Regions from separate parts of the Homo sapiens genome. Here region 1 is linked to region 2. The links are chromatin loops, found by intact Hi-C in ENCODE. Cell type or tissue: heart right ventricle. All regions are shown on one strand. Each heading gives the region's core, and the rest is flanking DNA. Links, peaks and the distances in the headings are about the cores only. Region 1 holds the start of LOC124902411 (a long non-coding RNA gene). Region 2 has its middle 610 kb from the start of LINC02630.

What was found. Hi-C counts contacts between places; a loop is a spot of excess contacts. Peaks named below come from ENCODE experiments on the same cell type or tissue, not always from the same donor. Only the 100,000 strongest peaks of a DNase experiment are listed, where the experiment ranks them.
Region 1: a loop joins it to region 2, with 3 times the contacts of the local background. A loop is called at or near these places in 16 of 110 quality-filtered maps.

What each region holds. Positions count from the first base shown.
Region 1 is chr10:35,649,841-35,661,383 of GRCh38, reverse strand. LOC124902411 (a long non-coding RNA gene) reads right to left here and starts at 4,231. Exons shown (of 2, transcript XR_007062114.1): 1 at 4,071-4,231; 2 at 1-3,452. In heart right ventricle, for the core only: no CTCF peak of the experiment used is centred there; no DNase peak of the experiment used is centred there.
Region 2 is chr10:36,498,917-36,510,459 of GRCh38, reverse strand. No RefSeq gene overlaps it. Among named protein-coding and RNA genes, the nearest start is that of LINC02630, 610 kb to the right of the region's middle. In heart right ventricle, for the core only: a CTCF peak has its summit at 5,504 (motif pointing right); no DNase peak of the experiment used is centred there.

The DNA.
Region 1 (11,543 bases), core at 5,416-7,915, 850 kb after region 2:
GTGAGTCAGAGGCAAGGAACCAAGTGCATGAGAATCATACCAAATTCTTCCTTTTTGTAAGTTTAAAATTAAATGTCATTCATTTTGAAATAAACAATTTATAAATGCACTCATTTTTATAAAAAATACAAATGATATCCCAAAAATTGAAACAAAATTTCCTATTAACCATCACTTAGTCTCACCCTTTCTACAAAGGTAACTATTGTTATCAATCTGGTGTGTATATTTCTGAACATTTTGTTTTGCATATGCATGACATAATTTACACGTATCTGTAGGAATTTAGTTTTCCCATGTGTATTGGGAGGTATAAGGTGTGTGCAGTTCAGCAATTGGTGCTTTTTTTGTTTAAAATGTGTCTTTTTGGGACCATATACATGAATCTTCAGTCTCTTTAACTGCCTTGTAGTATTCAATAGCACACTATTTTTTTGTTACCTCTATCCAATTAATGTACATCACATAGTGTCTTAGTTCATTTTTACCCTGTGATAAAGAACTACCTGAGACTGGGTAATTTATGAAGAAAAGAAGTCTAATTGGCTCACAGTTCCATAGGCTTTACAGGAAGCATGACTGTGAGGCTTCAGGAAACTTACAATCATGGCAGAAAGGGGAAGCAAGCACGTCTTCACAAGGCAGCAGGAGAGACAGAGAGAGCGACAGGGGAACTGCCACACCATCAGACCCTGTGAGAACTCACTCACTGTCATAAGAACAGCTTTTAAACCATCAGACCCTTTTATCACTTTCATCACTTTTAAACCATCAGACCCTCTGAGAACTCGCTCACTATCACGAGAACACCATGAGGGAAATCCCCCATGATCCAATCACCTCCCACCAGCCCACTCTCCCGACATGTGGGGATTACAATTTGAGATGACATTTGGATGGGGACACAGAGCCAAACCATATCACATAGTTTCCAATTTTCTTGTATTGTAAAACAAATGAACAAACAAAAACACTGAAATAAACATTCTTGTATATATCTAATATACAATGTCACATCTGCAAGAGACCCTCTAACACAGACATTAAAAAACAAAACAAAACAAAACAAAAAAAACAGAATATGAGAGATGACAATGGCTTCTGTGTGCAGAAGCCTGGGCTGGCCTACTGGATGGTGAGAACCCACATGGAGCAGAGCCAAGGTGTCCCAGCTGAGACCCACCCAAACCAACCGGCCTGCCAATGCTCCCAGACAGGTGAATGAAGCCATCCTATATGACCTAGCTTCAGTTACGCTAGCAAAGACCAGAAGAACTGCCCAGCCAACTCCCAAAAGTGTAGGAAATAATAAGAATTTATTGTCTCTAAACTACTAGGTTTTGGAGTGGCCTTTTACACAACAGAAGCCAACTGATTAAGACAGATAGAGTCAAATTGGCTATACCATTTTATACTCATACCAGCAGGCTGTGAGAGTTATTTCCTCAGTATCACAGTATAAAAAAATTATCAGGTAATTCCCTCTAATGTGAAAAGAAAAAGAAATGCAACCAGCCAATAAGCATGCAAAAAGATGTTCTCTCTTCTTTCTACAGAATGACTGACTATCTGCTCTTCCCCACCACCTTTTCTTCTCTAGCTTTCTGAATCCACAAATGAGCAGCTTGGAGAAGTGCATTGGCAGGCATATCAGCTACCCTAGGGGGTGACCACCCAGTGCCTACCATGCAGGTAACATCTGATACCTCAGGTATGGATCCGCCAAAGGCTGGCAAACCTCACCAGGAGACTGCCATCTAGAGTTTGCTCCATTCACTCTAGGTCTAAGGTCTCATGCTGAGCAGTCACTTAACTATGGATATCAAAGCCATACAATAAAACAGTGGCTAAAAAACCATATTTTGCAGAAAGCCAAGGTTTCATGAAACCAGAAAATGGAAAAAAATAAACACAGAAATTTCACTTTTTGGCCAGGTGCTGTGGCTCATGCCTGTAATCCCAGCACTTTGGGAGGCCAAGGCAGGTGGATCACCTGAGATCAGGACTTCAAGACCAGCCTGGCCAACATGGTGAAACCTCGTCTCTACTAAAAATACAAAAATTAGCCAGGCGTAGTGGTGCACACCAGTAATCCCAACTACTGGGGAGGCTGAGCCAGGAGAGCTACTTGAACCCGGAAGGCAGAGGTTGCAGTGAGCTGAAATCGCGACACTGCACTCCAGCCTGGGTGACAGAGTGAGACTCTGTCTCAAAAAAAGAAAAAAAAAATCACTTCTTAAGGTAGTCTTAACTGTTTTAAATATAAATTGAGAAAAGCAAAATAAATGCAGTGTTCTTAGAGGGTCCCATAGAGACAGACTGGGCTGATAATGCAGAAACATTCCTGCCCCAAAACACCTAAAAATACAAGATAAAAATTTAATGCAAACCTGAACTCAGAAGATGGAAAGAGAAATCCCCAACAGCAAGCAAGAAAGAGGGGCCTAAAGGCAGAGGGTTGAACAGTGATGGAAGGCAAGGAAGTGGGCCCATTACACTTGTCAAGTGGGACTGACATGTGGAATTAAGCAGAACCATGGAAAGGCTTCGATCTCAGTGAACAGAGAATGAGAAAATCCCTGCCTCCTAACCTGATCAGGGGACAACAATAATGAGCTTATTTTAAAACCAAGGACATGGGAAGGTTTAGAACCTGATCTATGCTACACACCTAGTATCAGAAACCATGTAGCCTCCCCCGGCTCCCCTCCTGCAAGAATTCTATATCCATTGAAGCTATCATTTAAGAGTGAGGGCATCGTACAGACATTTTCAGGCTAAAAGATGAATCTCAGGAAGAAGGAAAGTGAACTCAGAAGAATGAAGTGAAATATACAAAGTAAACTTAAGAAAGAACATTATTAGACATATGGGTAAATCTGAGTAAGTACTGATCATAAAAAAATCAGAACAATAATAATAATGATGACCAGCTTGGATGATTAAAAACAAGTTGAAACTATGATATCAGGAAACAAAAATATATAAGATGAGAAGGGAGTAGAGTCAAAGCAATCAATTTGGTGAATTATTAAAGAGGCCAATAGAGATATTGATTAGACTTGCCAAGTCAAATATGGATGTTAAAAATTTAAAGGTCACTGAAAAAAGAATAAAAATAAAATGAGTAACTTCCGGTCCAGTAAAGGAGACTAAAGAAAACTGATCAATCTACTGAAAGGCAGGAAAGGAAAGAGAAATAGTACAGAAAAAAGGTCTGTCCAAGGGAGAGCAGAAGAAAGCATAAAAATACCTTTTATATTTTTATATGTAAAGTATCACAATATTTCATCAATTCTGAGGTGTACATTTGTTCACATTTTAACATTTCTGAAATCGGAATGTATATTTCAATTGATGGCATATCAAAATTGCTGTTAGCCACGCAGCGCTTGTGGCATGGATGTCAGGGACAATGTACACACGAACATCAAAAGCACCAGCATCAGCACCTGTATAACGGGTGTTGGCATCTCAGAAGAAAATCCTGGAAACAATAGCTAAGCAGTATTTTAATTCTTAAGCACCAAGCAGTAGTGGGGAAGGAGGGAGAAAGCAATGAATCAAACAGGTTTAACAACATTCCCAAAGCTGAACTCAAAAAGAGGGTTGTTCTACATAATTTCAAAGCCAGCTTAAGAGTCAATTCTAATGGCTTTCAATTCTTTTGAGAAATGCTGCCTTCCCAATTATTGATAGTACAGAAAGTGCGAGAGCCTGGAAAAGCACAAGCATTGGTGACCTTGAGTCAAAAACAAATTCAGAAGAGTTAGACTCCAAATTTAACAGTTCTTAGTAATTACTTTGTTAATTTATTTCACTTATGTGTATGCATAAGACCACCATATGATTTTTAAAAGTTTCTAATTAATTCTAAAAGATCCTTTTTAAAAAGTTCAAAGTAAGTGTTATGTCACTGTTTAATTACACATTATGTTCATTCTTAGTGATACCTAAAATGATGCTGCATCTTAAAATCAATGATATCTTAGATTTGATGAAATACAATATAAGGTAATCATAATCAATGTAAAGAAACTAGACTTCCCCAATAAAATACAGATACTTACAAATTATATTTTGAAAATAAAGCTTCGGTGCATGCCTGTAGTCCCAGCTCTTTGGGAGGCTGAGGAGAGATGATTGCTAGAGCCCAAGAGTTTGAGGCTGTAGTGAGCTATGGTCATGATCACTGCACTCTAGCCTGTGTACCAAAGCAAGACCCCATCTCTAAAAACAAAACAAAACAAGAACAACAAAAATTAAAAGTAAAAAAGTGGGGGAAATATCTGAAAAATATTAACAATCACAACAGCAAAACTTAATATAAACATATAACTACCAAAAAAAATCATTTTAAGTGGTAAAAGGGAGGAATTATTAGGGATAAAAAGGGTTATTGCTTTATAATGAAAAGGACAATTCACCAGGAAGATAGAACAATTTTGAACCTTTATGCACCTAGCAACATAGCCTCAAAACAACAACAACAAAGGGTAGATTTACTGGAAAGAACCTAGAAGTCCACAATTTTAGTAAGGAATTTTAACTTATGTTTCTCAATAATTGATTCAATGGCCACATATAGAACAAACAGTAGTTAGAAAAGTCACATTTTTTTCAATCACACATAGAACATTTACAAAATTCATAATGGACTAAGCCACCAAAAAAGTCTCAAAAAACATCTACATCATATAGAACATGTTCTCTGACCAAAATGTGACCAAAAAAATTAGGATTTAAAAATACTTCTAAATAATTCATGGTTCAAAAAAGAAATTATAAAAATTGCAAAGATTCAATAAAACCAAAAACATATTTCTTGAAAAGAATAATAAAATGGACAAACTTCCAGCAAGATAACTTAAGAGAAATACTCAAATAGTACAAATGAGGAATAATGAGGAAACAAAACCATACATACAAGAGGGATGGCACAGACCTTGTGACAAAGTGGTCCTGAAATTTCTGGAGGGGAAATGAATAAGAATAACCGAGATAGTTATGCTTGGAGGAAGAGGAAGATCAAGGTGTCCTAACCTACCAGAAACTAAGACTTATGAAACCTTAGCATTAAAATATGTAGTATTAGTTCAGAAATAGTAAATAAATCAATGTAACTGAATGGAACCTGGGAACAAATATAGCTACATGTAAGATCTGGGTATATGCTGGAGGTGACATAACAAATGAAGAGAAACAATGGACTATTCAAAGCTGTGTTGCTATCTTTATTGGCAACAAATATGGGAAAAAATAAAATGAGATACCTATTTCACATGAATGACAAAAATAAATGCCATATTGAATAAAACCTAAATATGACAAGGAAGGCCTCAAAATTTTAGAAAAAAAATGCAAAATTATAACACATTGGGAGATAATTTCATAAACAAGACCAAAAAAACCCATAAAGGAAAAGATTGATAAATTTGAGATTAATAATTTAAAGATTTTTACTAATGATATAATAAAATCAAAAGATAAGTCACAGACTTAAAGAAGACATTTCCTTTTTTATTTTTTTATTTTTATTTATTTATTTATTTATTTTGAGACAGTCTTGCTCTGTCATCTAGGTTGGAATACAGTGTTGAATTCTCGGCTCACTGCAACCTTTGCCTCCTGGGTTCAAGTGATTCTCCTGCCTCAAACTCCCGAGTAGCTGGGACTACAGGTCTGCGCCGCCACCATGCCTGACTAATTTTTGTATTTTTAGTAGAGACAAGGTTTCAACATGTTGGCCAGGCTGGTCTTGAACTCCTGACCTCAGGTGATCCACCTGCCTCTGCCTCCCAAAGTGCTGGGATTACAGGAATGAGCTACCGCGCCTGGCCGAGAAGACATTTCCAAAGCAAATGGATGAATATCCAAGATATTTTTAGGACCTTCCCAAATCGAAACAAAAGAAGCAAAAGGAGAAAAAAAAAATGGACAAAGGATAAGAAGAGGTAACTGATATAAAAGATAACTGGTCAAAAATCATATAAAAATGTGTTTATTGTTATTAGTAATTAGAAACACAGATGAAAACAATGCACTTCCTTCATAACTCATCAGATTGGGAGAGAGAGTCTAATCTCCTAAGTGTTTGTGAAGGTGTGACAAATCAGAAACCCCTACACATTTTCTGTGGACATAGAAATACTGCAATTACGTTTGCACCAATCTATATTTACTTTCAAGAAACTCCTGGGCTGGGCGCGGTGGCTCACGCCTATAATCCCAGCACTTTGGGAGGCCGAGGCAGGTGGATCACCTGAGGTTAGGAGTTTGAGACCAGCCTGGCCAACATGGTGAAACCCCATCTCTATTAAAAATAGAGAAAATTAGTCAGGTGTGGCAGTGCATGCCTGTAATCCCAGCTACTCGGGAGGCTGAGGTAGAAGAATTGCTTGGGCGACAGAGTAAGACTCTGTCTCAAAAAAAAAAAAAAAAAAAAGAAAAGAAACTCCTGAACATGTCTACATAGGTATATAATAAAAAATATTCAACACTAAGTGTACTCATGAAAATGTGGAAGTGATCACACTATTCATTAGTAGTAGAGTAGATTATATAAAGTGTGGCTTATTCTTACAATGGAATACTACAATCAGTTAAACATTTTCAACCAGATCAATATTAAGCAAACTTTTGAGTTTATAAAGCTATTTATAATCAGAACTTAAACATAGATATTTTATGTGTTTATAAGTTATAGTTTTTTGCAAGATTTTGTTTGGAAAAGAGAGTTCCACTTTTCCACAATGTTTAAAAACTGTGATATAATAAGTGGCCATGGAATTAGCTTCATCTGTAAAACATAACCCTTAAAACCTATCTTGGCCAGGCGCAGTGGCTCACACCTGTAATCCCAGCACTTTGGGAGGCCAAGGTGGGCAGATCACCTGAGGTCAGAAGTTCAAGACCAGCCTGACCAACATGGAGCAACCCCGTCTCTACTAAAAATACAAAATTAGTCGGGCGTCGTGGCACATGCCTGTAATCCCAGCTACTCGGGAGGCTGAGGCAGAAGAATTGCTTGAACCCAGGAGGCGGAGGTTGTGGTGAGCCGAGATTGCCCCATTGCACTCCGGCTTGGGCAACAAGAGCAAAACTCCGTCTGAAAAACAAAGCAAAATACAAAAAACCTATCTTGCATACCTGTCATAAGGCTTAGACATTGTAAATACATAGAGATGGAAACAGAGATCAAGGTAGATAAAGTGATACAGTCATGGGGCAGATTGTTATTGTCTACCCAAATCCACCTCCACTTCCCTTCTTTTCTTTTTTTCTTTTATTTGTTTATTTATTTCTTTATTTCTGATAGGGTATTGCTCTGTTGCCCAGGCTGGAGTGCAGTGGCACAATCACAACTCACTGTAGCCTTAAACTCCTGAACCCAAGGGATCCTCCGGCCTCAGCCTCCTGAGTAACTGGGACTACAGACATACACCACCATACCTGGATAATTATTTTTACTTTTTGCAGAGAGAGAGTCTCATTATGTTGCCCAGGCTGGTCCCAAACTCCTGGCCTCAAGCGCTCCTCCTGCTTCAAGCCTCCCAAAGCACTAGGACCACAAGGGTGAGCCACCACAACTGGCCCCTTTTTTATTTCTTATAACCCTTAATTTTATTCAGGTATTCACCCTCCTCCACATGGTTAGGTACTTCAGAGAAAGATGAACTAATTCCCAGCTCCAAGCATAGGGTAACCTGACTTAAGCCCATTGTGGTCATCCCATTCTTCCTGCCCATGATTAGTTTAGGGATGAGAATTCAAACTGATTCTACCAATGAAAGCTGCCAGGAGACTGCTGGGAAGAGGCCAAAATCCTGCCACCATCTTTTGACTTTGAGGTCACCATGGGTAAAACCCCTGAGGGGGACAGGGCAGAGAAACAGAAGGAACCTGAATCCTTGATGACGTTTTTGAAAATCTGTATCTATCAACCTGGAAAACTGCCCTACTTTTGTAAGATGACAATTTGTTTTGTAAGATGACAATTTCCATCCTGCATGAGCCAGTTTGAGTTGGATTAACTGTTATTTGTTGCTGAAACATCCTACATTATTTAAAAAGAAAGAAAAAGAAAAAGAAAAGAAAAGGGAGCAGGGGGCCAGCCCAGAGCCTAGCGCATAAAAGACCTGCTGTCATCCATGGCAGCTGAGATCATTATTCTATGCCACCTCCACTCATCCAGTCTCCTCTCTTGCCATCCTCCAATACATTAACAATATAACGCAGATCAAACTACTTTCCATCCTCATTCTGGTCACTCTTATTCTTAAGCAAAGCAACTATTCCCTATAGTTACCATTAGCATATATTCCAAACTTCATTTTTTCTAAGTACAGTTTTTATTGCTGACTTGGGAGATTTAGGAACAAGGGTGATATTCACCAGTCTGCAATTATGAATTATAGGTTAGGATTCACTCGGTTTAGTTATACCTACATTTTTACTCTAATAAAAAAAAATCAGGATGTACAATTCCAATAGATTACCTTCCAGCAGAAACCTTGGGTATTTGATTACCACAAGACAACCAAACTCCAGTAGAATCCTAATAGAAAATGAATCCTTTCAGATTTTTGACAGGTAAAACATCAGGTGAAGTTTTCTGTCCTTTTATTTTCAGATTGGAGGACAAGACCAAGAAGTTAACAAAATTAAGAGACAATGCCACAGCACATATACAGATAGACATCTTTTTCTGAATAGGAATCCAGAGACCACATGGATCACAGTGGAAAACATAATGAAGCCGGGTGCAGTAGCTCACGCCTGTAATCCCAGCACTTTAAGAGGCCAAGGCAGGCGGATCACTTGAGGCTGGGAGTTCAAGAAGAACCTGGGCAATGTAGTGAGACTCTGTCTCTAAAAAAAATTTAAAATAAATAAAAATAAATTTTAATTACCCAGGTGTGGTGGCATGCACCTGTAGTCCCAGCTACTCATAAAGCTGAAGTGGGAGGATCTCTGAGCCCAAAGTTTGAAGCTGCAGTGAGCTATGATCACACCACTGCACTCCAGCCTGGGCAACAGAGCAAGACCCTGAAGACCTATCTCTTGAAAGGAAGGAAGGAAGGAAGGAAGGAAGGAAGGAAGGAAGGAAGGAAGGAAGGAAGGAGGAAGGGAGGGAGGGAGGGAGGGAGGGAGAGAAAGAAGGAAGGAAGGAAGGAAATGATTAATAATCAGCAGCGTGATAGACCAACAAGTAAAAATATGAATCCTTCCTTTTTAGCCCCCAAGGTAGCAGGACATCCTATCACCAACTTAATCAAGGAAAATATCCTTCACCATGAGCAATGTTGCTTGCTAAGGCAGAGACTCTCGAATGAGGGTGAAAGCAGGAGTGTAATTGTAAGGCTGGGCACGGTGGCTCACGCCTGTAATATCAGCACTTTGGGAGGCTGAGGTGGGCAAATCACCTGAGGTCAGGAGTTTTAAACGAGCTGGACAACATGGCAAAACCCCATCTCTACTAAAAATACAAAAATTAGCTGGGCCTGGTGGTGGGTGCCTGTAATCCCAGCTACTCGGGAGGCTGAGGCAGGAGAATCATTTGAATCCTGGAGGCGGAGGTTGCAGTGAGCCAACATCATGCCACTGCACTCCAGCCTGGGTGACAGAGTGAGACTCCATCTTGAAAATAAATATATAGCCAGGAAGGTGAATCTGGTTCAGCTTGGGTAGCATAGGGGAATCCCCTGGTAGAAAATCCTGTAGTAACAAGTCCAGCAATCACATTCTACCAAAAGCTTGTAGGGAAGACTTAGTAAGCCAGGAGCTTCCCAAACGAGCACCTACCAAAAAAAGACAATTACCATGTTCAAAACAGAAATGACGCTCGAACAAATGGCTCCACATACCTCCAATATCTTCCAGAGAACAGAGAATGATGCAAAAATAAGATCATGTACAGAAAATAAGATGGATACTGCTGGAGGAAATATAAAGAACCAATAAACTGTAGAACTTTCAAAAGGGCATAGTTCTGTAGAAACTGATTTGTTTAGGGACATTAGCTGCAAAGAACTGGATATACCCACAGACTGAGACACCACCTGGTCCCCCTGAATTCTATGTTCTCTGTAGGTTCTTGGAAGCTGTTATTTACTCAACCCTCTGAGGTTCTGGAAAACATACAGGTGAGAAATAAATTTTCATCTCTGGCAGTCCTTATGCTTCCTAGCTGTTTAGTAAGGTGTTCCTGCATGTAATTACCCCACAGGGAGTTTGTGGGGAGACAAGGACATGAGCAAACATACAAACCACCCAGCTCGTTCTGCTAGACAGAGTCATTCTTTAACCTGGCCTCGTCTAGAGGCCCTGCAGGCAACTGGATTTCTTAAAGCGGGAAAGTACTCTTAAGCAAAGCAAGTTGTTCTGTAAGCAAAGCAAGTTGTTCTGGTGAAATAAATAACTAGAATCTTATTAGCAGATCCCACCTGCATGAAGTTATGGGGAAAAGAGGAGGAGAAAGGACTTAAGTTTTGTTGTTAATTAACACACGAAGAGCATATGAACCTGCTTCAATGACCACTAGGCTATAAAGCATCTGACCTTGGACAGCAGAAGTTAGTTAGACACAAAGAGATGGGGGCCTCTTGTCATGTGGTGCAACAGTCCCTAGGGTTTGGGGCAGACACCCTTGGTGACCTACCCAAGGCGACCCTACCCTTCTTCCTTACTAGCAAAACCCCGATTCTGTCCAAGTGACCCCTCGTGGTCAGGTCAGGCAGGGCTCAGTGATGTGACTTGTCACCCAATTCTGAACCATGAGAAATAAGAGAAAATCAGTTCCGGGAAAGCCTTCTTGGCACTGAAAATGAGGCACGAGAAGAAGAATGTCCCTCTTTGTGCCTCTGAACATTGGCATGTGAAGATGTGAGCTTCAGTCTGTAACCACTCTGTAATCATGAGGGCAACAAACCAACCTATCAGGCTGACAGAGAAAAAGATGGAAAGAACCCATCTTGATAACTTGTGGAGTCAGAGAATTAGCCAACTTCGAAGCCAGCCCACCTTCAGGTCTCGGGTAATGCAAGGTAAATATCTTTTCAGGCTTCCTGTTACTCCAAGTTGAAAAGATTGTAATAGATACTGAGCTCTATAGACTCCAAATGTAACCTATTTAAAGGTATGAATTATATCAACAGATTGAATACAAATAAAAATATTTCTGTCCAAGGAAAACTCTTGCTGTTGCATTAACAGCAAAGGCAGAGGCAATTTCCTACCATTGTGATTTGTCAGTGCTTTCTCGTGTGCCTAGAATTCTGCTCCTCTTCTCAAATAAACTTCTGATCATTCTTCAAAATTCCTGTGAAGTCCTTTCTTAGCTCTGTTAGGGACATTCACATGTTCCCTAATACTATTTCCGTGTACCATGTAAATATCTACTGAACAGCACTGGACTCATTCACCTGTGACTGTCCCATGTGAGTTTCCTGTAGAAGACGTAATGTCTTACTCATCTTCACATCCTTGCACTTAACAAAGGGCCTGGGACTCGGTTAGTGTGGCAGTTTTTAAATATGATCCCC
Region 2 (11,543 bases), core at 4,018-6,517:
GGGGGACAGAGCAAGACTCCCTCTCAAAAAAAAAAAAAAAAAAAAAAAAAAAAAAAAAAAATATATATATATATATATATATATATATATATATATATATATATATATATAGTTCTGTGCAAAGCCACACTATTGCATTTTTGTGCTTCCTGTAGGTGATTTTACTGTTTGAAATGGCCCCTGAAGGTAGTGCTGAGGTGTTGCCCCATGTTTCTAAGCACAAGAAGGTTGTGATGTGCTTTATGGGCAAAATTCATGTGCTAGATAAGCTTCATTCAAACATAAGTTATACTGCTATTGGCCAAGAGTTCAAAGTTAATGAATAAGCAATATATATTAGCTTATTTTTTTATTTTTATTTTTTATTTTTTTTGAGACGGAGTCTCGCTCTGTCGCCCAGGCTGGAGTGCAGTGGTGCGATCTCGGCTCACTGCAAGCTCTGCCTCCCGGGTTCACGCCATTCTCCTGCCTCAGCCTCCCAAGTAGCTGGGATTACAGGCGTGTGCCACCTCGCCTGGCTAATTTTTTGTACTTTTAGTACAGATGGGGTTTCGCCGTGTTAGCCAGGATGGTCTCAATCTCCTGACCTTGTGATCCACCTGCCTTGGCCTCCCAAAGTGCTGGGATTACAGGCGTGAGCCACCGCACCCAGCCTGGCTTACGTATTTTTTTAAGAGACAGGGTCTCATTCTGTCACCCAGGCTAGAATGCAGTGGCATGCACGATCATAGCTCACTGCAGCCTTGAAACTCCTGGGCTCAAGTAATCATCCTGCCTCAGCCTCCTAAGTAGCTAGGACTAGGGGTAGCTAGGACTAGGGGTCCACACCACCTTATGCCATGCTAATTTTTTCATGTTAATTTTTTGTAAAGACAGGGTCTCACTATGTTGCCCAGGCTGTAAATTATGCATCTTTAACAGAAACACACAAAACCCCAAGATTATGTATTGACCAGTTGGCCTAATGTGAGCAGAACCTTGCAAGAAACTAACTCATCCTGTACCTTCCTGGGAGCAAAGGTCCAGGATTCACTAATTGTTTGTCTGTGGTGACTTTATAGAACATAACTACTGTGAATAATGAGAATCAACTCTATATGCTAAAGGATAAAGACTAATGAAACAAGAAAGCTGGAGTCCAGGGCACCAGATGGGGTCATTGATAGAACAAGGTCCTCCAAGGGACAAAGCAAGATCGTGCCTAGAGCACAGGCAGGGGCTGAAGACAAGCACTCCTATCAGCAGTTGCACTGAGACAGAGTACTGCAGCATAGCTACAAGCAAGTGGGGCTGAGTTTATAGGTTAGGCTGCATTGTGACTTTCATAGGCCTTGGCAATTTTGCCTTGCTGGGCATATTAACATATGTTAATAATCACATTTGGTTATAGGTGAATACACAAAATATTTTATATATATATATTTGAGATGGAGTCTCATTCTGTTGCCCAGGCTGGAGTGCAGTAGCACAATTTCGGCTCACTGCAACCTCCACCTCCTGGGTTCATGCCATTCTCCTGCCTCAGCCTCCCAAGTAGCTGGGACTACAGGTGCCTGCCACCACACCTGGCTAATTTTTTGTATTTTTAGTAGAGATAGGGTTTCACTGTGTTAGCCCGGATGGTCTCGATCTCCTGACCTTGTGATCCGCCTCCTCGGCCTCCCAAAGTGATGGGATTACAGGCGTGAGCTGCCGCACCCGGCTGAATATACTAAATATTATATATTAGAACATGTTCTTCAACCTAAAATTCCTCTTTCTTTCCTTCTGATTAAAAAAAACAAAACATTTTAATAGACTCCTAAATGTATTGTCAGCCCTAGGCACACTGCCTTATAAGTTCCCCTATAGGATCAGGGCAGTTAATTGAGAAAATTCCTACTCAATGTTCTCAATTTTCTCAGTGACATAGGATGCAAAATCTACTGCAGAGAATGAGATGAATTATAGATCAAAAATAGTTTTATTGAGTTGAAATTTAGAAATGCAAAAAGGAGCTTGCCAAAATTCAACTAAGAACTCCCAATGTAAGATTTTTCAGTCTCCATGACTGTATGATATTTCTTGAGCAGTACAGCAGCCTTGGTGCAGGAGCAGAAGGAAGAATGCTAAACTCATGCTGGGTTATATTTTGTAAGAAATATTGGACAGAAAAATTCAGAATGTCAGGTCAATCAGGAGAAAGTGAGTAAGTAATGGACCCTAAGGGCTAGGTTAGCAAGGACGGAGCAAAGAGAGTGAGCCTGACAGTTTGGACAGACAGGGTGGTTTTCTGGGAACTCTATTTACTTTCTCTGTATTGGGTCTTAGCAGGTTTTGGAGCAAATGCATAGCGGCTTTTGAGGAATAAGAAAGTGAATGAGCTGTAGGCAGGGCAACATGTTGAGAATGAAAGTTGGAGATATCAGCGGTGGAGAAATTACAGGTTGCAGTGAAGTCCATCGAATGGATTGTTACACTGGAGTGCTAGAAGTCATTCATATGGATGTATTTAAGGGTTACAGACAGGGGATTTGGACAGAAATTGCCCTTGGAGTGACACCATGGCTGGAGAGAACCTTCCTTGAGCCAGGAGCCAAAAGAATTGATGCATAAAAGGAGGAATGCCAGGAAGCAAGGAGATGACAAGAATATTATGTTATGCCAGACAGAAACTCCAAAGAATTGCTTAATTTGTTCTCGTTATTTCTTTGTATTTTGTCCAAGCTTCCTGGTAAACCACTGAGCAGTAGTAAATATAAGCAAGAAAACTGACATCCTTGCATCTGATTCTTGGGCTTCTATTGTTTGGAAAGTAGGATAGTAAGTAACCTACATAGGAAGGGGCTGCAGGAAAGAATGTGCTTCCTTGGAAGAGTGAGATTTCAGCCAGGACTAAGAAAGAGATGGAAGATGTAAGGAAAAGTGAGAGCGAGTACAGCAATGTGATTAGAGTGGGAAGGGCAGGCAGGCAAAGGTTTGGTCTGAAGGTTTGCAGAGGAAGAATGAGGTTGGGGGAAAATACTATGGTAAAGTTAGAGCAGGAAAGTGGAGGAGAATGTATTCCTGGAGTTTACTTTTTCACTGGTAGTTAAGGATAAGAGCGATGAAAAGTATTGGATACGTGAGCTCTGACTGAAAGCTGTGGCAGGAAGATCTTTCTCTGCCTACAGAGACAGATCTACTGTGTGGTGTCAGGTCAGCAGTTTTTGCAACTGTAAGCAATTTATCTTTCTCAGGCTTATTCATTCCTAGGTCAAAATATAAAAGGACCAGAACTCACTAGATCCCCAAGGTAGCAGAGAAAAACATTAAGAGCACTCATCCAGATGTTAATAGTATTCCCCAGTGCTATTATTTTGCTCTTTCCATCCGACATTTTATGAGTTAATTATTTTTTAATGAGTCCGTCTGAGGACTTCACTACCATTTAACATTTTTTCTATTGGAAAATTGATTAGAAGTTCAAAACATCTAATTTTATAAATGGGCTTTCAGAAACAACTCACAAGCTGGGGACATACTGTAGTGCCAAGATTTGTGATATTGGTTGGATAAAAAAAGAACTACACTACCCCAGAAAAGGCAATTTTGGAGTGTGTTACTGAGGATTACTCAATAGATTATATCCTTATTTCTTTGGTGTCAGAAACTCCCTATGAAGTCATTATTTCTTGGATGATTTGTGAATAATTTAATATATGATTTTAAGCAGTCATTACTTCGCTTAGCATGAGGTGTTTCAGTGATTATCCTAGTGTTAGTGGAGAGTTTATCCTTTAAAATTTCTCCCCTCCTGATTTTCTCCAAATAGTTTCTTTTTATCAGTCATTATGTGACCTTGCAACGCACATAAGTCATTTACTTTTACTTATACAGATGGGATATAAAAAGATTACATGACCATCTATCCATCTGTGCAGTTTTACAGTAACAGAAAATCCCCTGAAGTCAATAAATGTTTCCTCTCTAGTTCATAGCAGTGCCCGAAATTCCATCATCAGAGATACCTTGCTTTATGTTCATTGCTGCCAAAATCACTTAAAACTAGCTTATCTGGTATTAAATTATTCTGATAAATAACTGAGAATAGTACTTTTCAAGGCAGGACACAAGGATCACAGCAGTGAAATCATCCAGGGCAGCAGATTTCAGGCGCTACTTCTCCCCATAATTTTTTTTTTTTTTTTTTTTTTTAGATGGAGTCTCTCACACTGTCGCCCAGGCTGGAGTACAGTGGCAGTGATCTCGGCTCACTGCAAGCTCCACTTCCCGGGTTCACGCCATTCTCCTGCCTCAGCCTCCTGAGTAGCTGGGACTACAGGCGCCCGCCACCGCACCCGGCTAATTTTTTGTATTTTTAGTAGAGATGGGGTTTCACCGTGTTAGCCAGGATGGTCTCGATCTCCTGACCTCGTGATCTGCCCGCCTCAGCCTCCCAAAGTGTTGGGATTACAGGTGTGAGTCATCGCGCCCGGCCTCTCCCCATAATTCTTACATATGCTTCAGTGAATCCACAAATGTTAGGCATAAAGTTCTATTTTGGTGAGATGTTTTAAGGAAAGATTAGAGACTCAGAACTTCTTGATCTTAATTCTGCTACAAATTTCCCGTGTTCCTTTAAGGAAATAATCGCAAACCATTCCGGCAAATTCACAACTTTGGTGTAAAGGGTAATTGTTTTTATAAAATTCACTCTGACCCCAGGGAATAAGGCCTGATATGAGTCCTGTGTGTTAAAGAAAACAAAGTGAATGTTCTTTTCTAATTTGTTCAGCGATTTGCTCAGTCACATATCCTCACCCATCTTCTTTCTTCCCTCGTGTTGACGTCACTACAGGTCATAGAGAGCAACCAGGGATGGTGGGAGACATTCCCATGGGATCCTCAGTCGCTACTAACCAAAGCTTCTCTAGTCAAAGGTGGGTGTGATATGGCTAATACTCAATGAACTCCAATGCCTCCTAATGTTTCCTGAATTGAGACGCAATATTTAAAGGCCATATGATTCTTCAGAGTGTGTGCACAGACTTGTGTGTGTGTGTGTGTGTGTTTCCGGGGATGGGGGTGAGGGTTTGGAGGATAAAGTGTGCTTTAAAATAAAAGAAATAGTACAAGCCAAGAAACAGAAAAGAGCAGGTTTTCTTAAAGACTCAGGATGACTGGTTTTATGCTAGGCGGTTGTGGCAAGACATGAAGTACTGCTATGGCTCATCTGCTGGCTCTGCTGGGTGGCTCCCCTGGGTGGCTTACCTGGCTGGCTCCCCTGGGTGGCTCATCTGGATGGCATGGGGCAGCATTTGGTCCCACATCCCTTGCAGCTGTGACATAATCTTCTGCTTCATCTTTTCCAAGTTTCAGGAAAGTGCATGTTTAGCTTCTCCCCCGGGACATCCCCATTAGATGGTGCGCCAGGAAACAGGCTCTATGTGGGGAAGAACATAATCAATTTCCAGAGTGTACACTCTCCCATTATGGCCTATTTCGAGCTATTTATGACCAGTTTTAACCATCAGGTGGCAATATTCCTGAATATTTAACAGCCTGCTCTCTTGAGCTAGTGTGAGCCAGATACCGCCCACTGACAGAAACAATCAACCCTTAATTGTTTTATAGAGAATTGTGGGTAGACAGTGGAAATGAGTCTTGTGCACATTAAGGAAAAATAAGATTTTATGGCTGACTAGCATGCCTGGTATATATGTAGATGTATGTCTGCAGATATGGATATCAAATTTTCTGTATCCAATATCATCCATTCATGGACACTGAAGTTGATTTCATGACTTTGCTATTGTGGATAGTGCTGTGAGAAACACATGAGTGCAGGTATCTTTTTGTTCTAATCATTTATTTCCTTTTGGGTGGACACCCAATAGTGGGATTGCTGGATCAAATGGTAGTTCTATATTTTGCTCTTTGAGAAATCTCCCATACTGTTCTCCATGGAGGCTGTATAAATTTACATTCCCACCAGCAGTGTATAAGTGTTCCCTTTTCTCCACATCCTCTCCAACATCTGTTGTTGTAGTTGTTGTTGTTTTTAACTTTTTAATAATAGCCATTCTGACTGGTGTAAGATGGCATCTCATTGTTGTTTTAATTTGCATTTCTCTGATGATTCATGATGTTGAGCATTATTTCATGTTTGTTGGCTGCTTGAAATTTTAATTTTTAAGTAATGTTCCAAGTTATTGTTGAATCTATAACAAAAATTATTAGAAGACCCTTCTACAGCCAGGCATGGTGGCTCACTCCTGTAATCCCAGCACTTTGGGAGGCCGAGGTTGGTGAATCACCTGAGGTCAGGAGTTCGAGACCAGCCTGGCAAACATGGTAAAACCCCATTTCTACTAAAAATACAAAAAATAGCCAGGCATGGTTGTATGTGCCTGTAATCCCAGCTACTTGGGAGGCTGAGGCAAGAGAATCACTTGAACCTGGGAGGCAGAGGTTGCAGTGAGCCGAGATTGTGCCATTGCACTCTAGCCTGGGCAACAAGAGTGAAACTCTGCCCCCCACCCCTCCAAAAAAAAATTAGCCAGGCATGGTGGTGCAAGCCTGTAATCCCAGCTACTTGGGAGGCTGAGGCAGGAGAATCACTTGAACCCAGCAGGTGGAGGTTGCAGTTGGCCAAGATCGCACCACCACTGCACTATAGCCTGGGCAACAAGAGCGAAACTCCGTCAAAAAAAACCCAAAAGAACAAAAAAACAAAAACAAACAAACAAACAAAACCCTTCTACAAAGTTACAACCCTTGCTTTCAAAACCTGTACACTTCACTGTTCTTAGAGGGTTATTGCATGAGCAGATAACTGGATGTAAGCCTTTCTTCAAAGTACTAAAAGATGAAGGTGAGAACATTTAAGTGATGTATTTCACACATAAGCTAAAAAGTTAGTTAGCAGTTAACAACTTTCCTATCTCTGTTTCTTTTTGTTTCACCTTTATCATTTTATCAGATGCCTACTAGCTGGCTATTTGTATTTAAATGTTGTCTCTGTTTATGTCAGGTTTTCTTCAATTAAATTATAAGTTTCTTCAGGATAAGATCCAGGTGTCAGGTTTTATCTCCATTCCTAATGGAGCCTAGCACAACACCTCATCCTTGGAAAACGTGGACCCTATGAAAAGCAGATGTTGAATTCCCTGAGGTTGAAAAGGCCCCCATCAAATCCACAAGCCTGCCTTCCCCAACTATTCACAGAAATATTAAAAATTACTCTACTTTTATAATAGAGAATATCAGGTAAAAACATGGTGAGCATAGAATGGGGTTTGTCATCATGCAGAAGTTTCTGTGAGGTCAGTGAATTTATAGGTTACAAGGGGGCCAGGAGGAAGCAGGGAGAAAGGGACAGAGCAAAGGAAGGTGATACCAGGATGATGCCAAGCAAATAAGGCTTTGATACATCCATGAACCCTTGACTTAGGAGGAAGGAGGAGAGTGTGGCCTGAAACTGAAAGCTGATACAAAGCTGGAGGGACAATGTGGTGGAAAGACAAAGGAGTTGAGAGAATGGAGGAGACAGAGGAATCGAGGAGGTTAGACAGTAAATTCACAAATGACCAGATATAACAGAATGGACCTACTCATCCCGTTTTTTTTTTTTTTTGACGGAGTTTCACTCTTGTTGCCAAGGCTGGAGTGTGCAATGCCGTGATCTCAGCTCACTGCAACCTCCATCTCCCAGGTTCAAGTGATTCTCCTGCCCCAGCCTCCCGAGTAGCTGGGATTACAGGTGCGTGCCACCATGCCCAGCTAATTTTTGTATTTTTAGTAGAGACGGGGTTTCGCCATGTTGGTCAGGCTGGTCTTGAACTCCTGACCTCATGATCCATCCGTCTTGGCCTCCCAAAGTGCTGGGATTACAGGCGTGAGCCACCGCGACTGGCCTACTCATTCTTTTAGAAGTAGACACGATCCAGTTAGAAATATACTTACAGGTGGCCGGGTGTGGTGGCTCATGCCTGTAATCCCAGCACTTTGGGAAGCCGAGGCGGGTGGATCATGAGGTCAGGAGGTCAAGACTAGTCTGACCAATATGGTGAAAACCCAAGTCTACTAAAAATACAAAAATTAGCTGGGCCTGGTGGCGCGCATCTGTAGTCCCAGCTACTTGGGAGGCTGAGGTAGGAGAATCGCTTGAACCCAGGAGGTGGAGGTTGCAGTGAACCGAGGTTGTGCCACTGCACTTCAGCCTAGCCAACACAGTGAGGCTCCATCTCAAAAAAATAAAATAAAATAAAATAAATATACTTACAATCTATACTAATAATGATGAAGATTCATATCATAGAATTCTAGAATCCTATGGATAAGAGGGACTTTAAACAAAGAACCCACCATAGTTCACAGATGAAAAGATAGAGTATATAGAAGTTGCTTCAATTCCATTTCATCAAAATACATTGAGTGCTTAATAGATTATAAAAATAATATTATACATGGAAGGGAAAAAGTATCAAAAGGGCCAGATCTTTCCTCAGAGCTTATCATCTCATGAGTATTATAAGTGTGCCAATCAAGGCAAATATAGTAGGTCCTTCAGTTGTGATGCAAACAAATTGTCAGGAATCACAGAATAGAAAAACATCACTTTGGACTCAAGGGGCCCAGAAAATCCACAGAAGAGAGATCTGAGCTAGGTTTAAATGCAAGAGTATTTTATGCAGGATGAGTTGGAAGGGATACTCTCTCTACCTCTTAGCAGATTTCACAGAATAATCAAATTTTGCCACTCAATAATTTTCTCAGGTCTTCTTGCTTAACCGCTCATATTTATCTATTAGGGTGCCACTAGGATTGGCCTTCATAAGTTTATTCTGACAGAGCAATAGGAGAAAATGTCTGCATTGAAGGCACAGCAAGGATGGGGTAGATTGACACATCCAGCAAAGATTGACTCATGGGTAGTGAAGGGCATGAGGACAAAGAGTGAGGCTGGTGTAGATGCTTAGATAAATGAAGAAGCAGATATATAAGGGGCAAGGTGATGGGTTTAATTTGCCCATACAGAATTTATGTATTAAGATATATCTCAGGCCGGGCACGGTGGCTCACGCCTGTAGTCCCAGCACTTTGGGAGGCCAAGGCAGGCGGATCACCTGAGGTCAGGAGTTCAAGACCAGCCTGGCCAACATGGTGAAGCCCCATCTTTACTAAAAATACAAAAAAATTAGCTGGGTGTGGTGGCAGGCACCTATAATCCCCGCTACTTGGGAGGCTGAGGCAGGAGAACCGCTTGAACCTGGGAGACTGAGGTTGCAGTGAGCTTAGACTGCGCCATTGCACTCCAGCCTGGGCAACAAGAGCTAAACTTCATCTCAAAAAAAATAAAAATAAAAAAGGTATATCTCCTTGTCAATGACTACTATATATGTGTTGTTTCAGTTCTTCTTTTGTTTCTCAGTGATCCAAACAACTTTTAATCAACATTTGATTTGCATTCCTGCAGGAATAACTTGATTTCAGAATATCTTCAACCTGAACACTTTTCTTATGTTGCACCAACAAATTGGCCAAAAATCTTAAAAATCCTAAAACAAATCTCTATCAAGTCTCTAAGAAAAAAAAAGTTATTTTTCTGTTACTTTTCTTCATTATCCTAAAGAGAAAAAGGACACATGATTATAGTAGAATCATAACTTCAAGCTTAACAAAGTTCTAAACACATTGACTGAATTTAGAGGATTTTTGGTTTTCCGTAAATGGAAAACACTTCCAAATAACACTCCTACTTCAATTGGGAGTGTGAGAGACATTCTACATGGCTTTTAATCCTTCTTGGAATCTGCCAAAAAAAAAAAAAAATCAACTAAATTCCTCACTTCCATAGTATTTTGGTAATAGAATGCTATAAAAAAAGTAATAGCCAGCATTCTATTACAAGCTGTCTCCTAGTTCACTTTAGTGTCTAAATAAACAAAAGTCTTGTCAAAAGATCATTTTTAACTCAATGCTATCGCAGTGCAGAATGAACTTGCAGCAGACATAGCTAATATAGGATTCAAAGGAGATACAAGATTTCCCCTTAGAAAGCTTTGTATTTCCCAACAGAAGCAGCATGGGACTAGAAGTCAACTGTAACCTAATAAGTTTGCCAAATATAAACACACAGAATATAAGAGGGGTGGTGTATTACTGAAAATACAACTTAATGTGTTAAAAATGTGGATTGATATCAAACCTGAAAATAGAACTTTGAGTCTTTATACTTACTTCCTCTGAATTTAAAATATTTTATTGATGATTTAAAAATCATAGAAAGCGAAACTTTTGTAGTAATAACTACTGAAAGCCACCTTATATTTCATTTCTTGAAACTGATCTCATTTGATAACTGAAGCACTTTTTAGTCCAGATTCTCCTGCCTGTTATTTTTCCTTTTTTCTTTCTTTTTCTGGATTTTTCTCTCAAGCTTCCAATTTATAAACTATAAGTATTTCCTAAAGATTTAGAACCCAACAGTCTGCTCCTACCTCATTCCTTTTCATATTCTTAGTATTAAATACAGATGAGTGGTTTTTAACTTCATGACTCATTTCCATTTATTTGACACATAAACCTGTATCTGCAATTCATATTTCCTTTCTACCAGTCACTCACTAATCTTTTTGCTGTCCAGATGGTCCATCACCATTCTAAACTCCACATGCCTCAGCACCATGACTTAGTCCCATTTCTTAGCAGAGACAAGTACTTCTCACATTTTTTTTTTTTTTCTGAGACAGACTCTTGCTCTGTTGCCCAGGCTGGAGCACAGTGGCACAATCTCGACTCACTATAACCTCCCCATCCCAGATTCAAGCAATTCTCCTGCCTCAGCCTCCCAAATAGCTGGGACTACAGGCGCCAGCCACCATGCCTGGCTAATTTTTGTATTTTTAGTAGAGATAGAGTTTCACCATATTGGTCAGGCTGGTCGAGACCTCAGGTAATCCACCTGCCCCAGCCTCCCAAAGTGCTGGGATTACAGGCATGAGCTACCACGCCCAGCCACTTCTCACATTTTATATCACCAAGAAGAAAAAGATTTCACCGGTGTTCTTTCTTAATTACTTCCATTGCTTGGAATAGCCTAGCCCTTTTGTATGGACTTTCATCATGAATATTTTACTCCTCTAAACTACCTTGAATAGTTCTGCTAAATCATGTTCTTAAAATACTGGTTTTACGATAGCACCACTAAATTAAAAACTTTTTAAAGACTCTTCAGTAGCTAGCCTATAGAACTGATGAGCTGTCAGCAGCCACAGCTTGATCTGTGTCCTTTAAGGTTGTATTATACAGTCTTGTCTAAGGCCAGCACCCCACCTCCTAGCCAGAAGGCGGTCCCCTGCTCTTTCCGTCCACATAAACTCTACCAGTTTTTCAGAAAGCCCTGTTTTTCTGTAGTATCTTTTCTAACATCACCAATTCTTCTGTGCATTTGCAGTGGAGTTGGCTGACTTGTTAATTATACCTAGGAACACTGGTTGTACTTAGTTTCTAATGTGCCTCTCTTGGCTTTTCAATTTAAGTATATATATTGCACATGCAGGAATTGTGAAGAAATATTG